Linked DNA regions of Mus musculus: region 1 is linked to region 2. Evidence: chromatin loops called from intact Hi-C (ENCODE). Cell type or tissue: heart. All regions are shown on one strand.

What was found. Hi-C counts contacts between places; a loop is a spot of excess contacts. Peaks named below come from ENCODE experiments on the same cell type or tissue, not always from the same donor. Only the 100,000 strongest peaks of a DNase experiment are listed, where the experiment ranks them.
Region 1: it touches region 2 in a loop (2.2-fold over the local background); 5 of 42 quality-filtered maps call a loop at or near these places.

The regions. Positions count from the first base shown.
Region 1 is chr1:11,457,415-11,459,914 of GRCm38, reverse strand. All of the region lies in intron 1 of A830018L16Rik (RIKEN cDNA A830018L16 gene), which reads right to left. Among named protein-coding and RNA genes, the nearest start is that of A830018L16Rik, 45 kb to the right of the region's middle. In heart, no CTCF peak of the experiment used is centred here; a DNase peak (open chromatin) is centred at 1,374.
Region 2 is chr1:11,232,799-11,235,298 of GRCm38, reverse strand. The region is part of intron 35 of Prex2 (phosphatidylinositol-3,4,5-trisphosphate-dependent Rac exchange factor 2); the gene reads right to left. Among named protein-coding and RNA genes, the nearest start is that of Gm24173, 100 kb to the right of the region's middle. In heart, a CTCF peak has its summit at 1,232 (motif pointing left); no DNase peak of the experiment used is centred here.

The DNA.
Region 1 (2,500 bases), 220 kb before region 2:
AAATTGCCACGTCTGCAAATGTGTGTGTGTACTTGTGTGTATGAGTATGTGTGTACATGTGTGTGCATGTGTGTACATGTGTGTACTCACACATATGTTTTACTCAGTCATACCTTCATATTTTTAATTTAAACCTCTTTAGCTGAACAAATATCTAAGTACATGATAAATACAGAAAAACAGCTGAGAAAGATAATTACCCATGTCCTTCACATTACAAAAATTAAAAAACAATTTGATAGTTCTTTCCAAAGGAAGCTTCAGTTTTATATACAAGGGATATCAAGTGTCATGGGGTTTAAAATATACTTATATGTTGTTGTCAGAATGTCTGCTCATGGGATTTCATCCTGAAGGGACCTTCTAGTTGGTGCAGTTTGCAGCACAAATCTGGACAACCCTTGGCAGCACAGACTCTGAAGCCTCTATTCATTTTAGGCCATCATGTAACTATTGTCCTCATCACTATGCCACAGACATGAAAAGGCAGGTATACCCAAGCCTGCATGCCATAGGCCTCAAATGAGACAAGAGAAAATGACCCAACCCTCCACACAGGGCAAGAGCAAACCACAGATAAAAACTGATAACACTGTGCACTGCCAAAGCACTAGCCCAGCTCAAAAAGAGGAGGAACTTCTGAAAGCCCACCAGGTGGCCATGGTCAGTTCTGAAAGCCCACCAGGTGGCCATGATCAGTGTGAAAACAAAAGGGCTATGCTATGATTAGTGTAAACAGAGTCCCTCATTATAGATGATACTATGAGTTCACATATTGTGACTCCTCCACATTTTTGTCTATTGGAAGAAACTGTTCCACTGTTCCTGTGAGCTGGAATCCACTTACATACTCTGTTTCTGGTGCTATTACATTAGGTCCAAGGGTAGTACTATCTCAAGGGACTGTGTTTGTCTGCATGTCTGTCTGTTTGATCTGCTGGCTTTGGATTTTTATAGTAAGTGGAGTCAGCTGGGTTGACAACATGATGCAGCACCAATGGGGAAATATGTGAATATGTGGGTGATAGTGAATGAGCAGAAGCAGAAACAGCAACACTGTCAGCAACATGGTGACTGAAGTATTCCAGGGAGTGGCTGTGGAGAGACAGGATGGACAACAGAGGGGACATAGATGACAAGGGACAGAAGAAGCATTGAGGGTGGTTAAGGTGAAAAGTAAGACTGAAGAAAGACAGAAGGCCATGAGGAGCCAATGACAGAAACTACACAGTCTGATGCCTAGAAGAGTTCCAGGGAGGGGCCAAAGCTGACAGCCTAATGGTCTCAGCACTTGAGGCCAAGTGCTGTAGCAGTGCAGCCAAGAGCTGTAATATTGGCAAGAGCAGTGCAAGTAGCAGGTGCTGGCTGCTGCTGCTGATATGCTGTTGCTGTATGGAGACAAAGATTGCATCAGCTGCTCCACGCTGTGTCATTGGCAACTGGAACCCAGACTACTGAAAACTAACCTGAGCAAGTACAGCTTATTGAGTTTGGCTTCTGGTATGCCTTTCTGCAAGTTTGCTTTGCCTGTGTAGGCTTGAATGGTTCTCTGTGTCCTGCTCTGAACTCTGCTATTGAGACATGGGAAGTGAGGGTATTAATATGTAACTTTTGCTTTCCTCGAACGGGTAGCATAGACCATACTGACATCCAGCTCAATTACATAAACCTGCATGTGCCTCTGGGATTAAAGACATGAGCAAGGCTTCCCTGAAGACACTACATCCTGAGCCATCCTAGAGGACCTGCTGCACTCAAAGCAGTTGTAAGAACATTGCCCCCACCCCTGCAAAGTCCAAGGACTGCTGTTAGGAGCCCAGTGGACTCTGGACCCATTACCCACCAAAATCCCTGTCCCCCAAATACCACTCCCCTTCTGCTCGGTCCTTTCTGCTGGGGCAAACTGCTAACTGGTCTGCTTCCCTGAAGATACCATATCCTGAGCCATCCTAGAAGATCTGCTGCACTCAGAGCACTTGACACTGTATACTGAGACATCTCAGAAGATCCTAAGCACTCAGAGCAGTTGTCTGCAAGCCAGTCTGCTCCCCTGAAGGTACCATATCCTGAGTTATCTCAGAAGATCCACTGCACTCAGAGCAGTGGAGTAACTGACACTATAGCCTGAGGCATCCCAGGAGATCTGCTGCACACAGGACAACTAAACAACTGATCACCAGCTGGTCTGCTCCCTGAAGTCACCACAGCTTGAAGGTATCCCAGGAGCTCCTCTGTACACAGGGAAACTTGGCAAAAGACACCATAGTCTGAAGAATTCCAAAGGACTCTGTGGCATGCAGGGCAACAGACCTGACAGACTGAGAGCCTTCCTGGAGTTCTGCTGCACACAGGAAAACAAAAATCATAGTCTGTAGATGCCCCTGGAGAACATCCTCACACACGACAATAGCTTGACTGCTCCACTGAAGACCCAACAGTCTGAAAGCATCCCATGAGATCTACTGCAACCAGGGCAACAGATAAGAGCCCCCAGTTTAAA
Region 2 (2,500 bases):
TCACCTGCTCTGGTGGTCAGAGCCCTCCCAGGTGGTCACCTCTCCTCTGTTGGGGAAGGTGCCCGGATGTCTGGAGCCCGAAACGGGGGTCTGTCTCAGAAGCTGTAGCTTCTGCAGTCTGCTTGCTCATCCTCTGCAGTCCTCGAGCTGATCTGAGCAGACTGGTCTCAGGACTTACTCTTTGTGACCTTACCATAAAGAAACGAGGAGCCCTCCACGTCATACTCATGCTACATACACATGCACAATATCCATTGTAATCACAAATCAAAATTTTCTGTCAATTCATTTATTGTGAGGAATCGGTCACAGCATTACAAAAGTAGCCAATACTAGTAACACAATTCAACACATATGGGTGGAGAGCTTTTTTTTTATAAGAACCATTTTGATAAATATAAAAAGGGACACCAAAGCTATCTAACAACTCCACTCAGAAGGTGGAATGGTCTGGAAGCATAATACTGACTCGGTAAATACAGGACTGGTGCTTTGAGACAGAGTTAAGCAGAATGCTTCAACAGTGGTCCATTTTCTTTCTTTTGTTTTTGGTTTTTCGAGACAGGGTTTCTCTGTATAGCCCTGCTGTCCTGGACCTCACTTTGCAGACCAGGTTGGCCTCCAACTCAGAAATCCGCCTCCCGAGTGCTGGGATTAAAGGCGTGCGCCACCACGCTCGGCCCGATCCATTTTCTTAAAAGGAGAATTTGGATACATGCTCAAGATTGTGAATTTTGTAGAAGTACTTCAATATTGCATCTAATTCAAAGGCAATCTAGAAATATTTTTCACAAGTTAGGAAGGCAAAATTCTACTCAGTAATAATCGTCCACAAAAAGATTTTCTCAAGACTGAATTTGAATGTCTTAAGCTGATGCTTCTTAGTCACGGAACAAGAAACAAACTGATTATGAATTTTAAGGTTAACATTTTCCTTTCCTATGGATGGAGTTAGTACAATATATACTTTTGAGAAACAGTGACATAGACAAGAAAACAAAATTGAAATAGGCTAAGACATTCCAAATCTGAATCGTTGGGACCTCAGAATACATTTGCTAGGGAAGACTATATAAGTAATGGAAAAAATTAGGGACTTCTTGGAAATGACAAACATTGGGACATTGGGTGAAGTAGAGTGCACTGGAGAAAGGACAGGTGTGTGAGACTAGGTAAGGCTAGTGTTACTAGAGGAAGGAAATCACCAGGACCAACACACACCCTCTGCTGGTCATTTTAGGTATTTAATTTTCAGAGTGCAGCCACATTCATGAAGGGAAAACGAAACAGCTGCAAGAGAATCATCTTTTTAGTTTTTAAGACTCAGGCTAGAACAAAATAAATTGTCCTTTAAAAACAAATGTTAAGCAAAATAAGCTAGACTCATACAGATAGATACCACAGCATCTTATTAGACTATAAAAATTCATCTTTCTGTTACCCCCCACACCCATGCACGCGCGTGTGCGTGTGCGTGTGTGTGTGTGTGATCCTGAAATTATAAGGAGGATCATAAGATGGAAGGAAGAGATGTCAAGAGAGGGAAAACATAGTTTAGTAATGGAATCCAGGAGACATGCATATAAAAGAGAGAACTATTGATCTGGGAGGAAGGGGTTAATCAGAGAACAACAGGGAGAAAGGGCATTGAAGGAGAATGATGAGGAAGAGTGTATACTATGGAATATATATGTATACACATATACATATTTAATATATCATATATAAAAGTAAAGTATTTTATAATAGTATTTCCATATGCATATGAATATATGTAGATATATGAAATATACATAAATACTATAAAATACATTTTTATGCTAACTTTACAGGAATAAAAAAGGATGGTCTAATCTCTCAAGTAATTTTAATAGTGATCTGTCAAGCAGCTCACTCATGAGAGAAGAATATATGCTAGTTGTTGAAAATAAAATCTTATAAGGTACAGTCTCACTTTCACTGGCTATCGTTAATTTTTCTTGCCTTTGAATTATCAAGGAAATTCACAGTTCCCTTTTAGGGGTCTTAGTCTTGCTAATAAAAGACTTAAAATGGGTACAGAAGGAATTTTGAGGATCATTCTATTACAGTCTCCAAGGGCGGGGGGGCGGGGGGGAATAAAATAAAACAGGCAAGCTGCAAATCTCCGAAGCTGAAGGCAGGAGGAAGATAGTTAAGTAGAAGAAAAAGCTACTCCGTTTTGAGTTTGGATTCAACAGAGTTTTCATATTTACCAAAGCAGTTGCATGGTATAAGGCGAGGGCACAGGGTCGCCTTCAGACAAAATCCTGAGCAAAAAAAAAAGCTTAGGTTTTTGACTAGGATCCAAGACAGGGAGAAAGAAGGGAGAGAGGGCGAGAGGGAGAAAGGGAGAAAGGGAGAAAGCGAGAAAGGGAGAAAGGGAGAAAGGGAGAAAGGGAGTGGAAGGGGGAGGGGGAGGGAGGGGGAGAGGGAGGAAATGGAAGAGGAAGAGGAAGAGGAAGAGGAAGAGGAAGAGGAA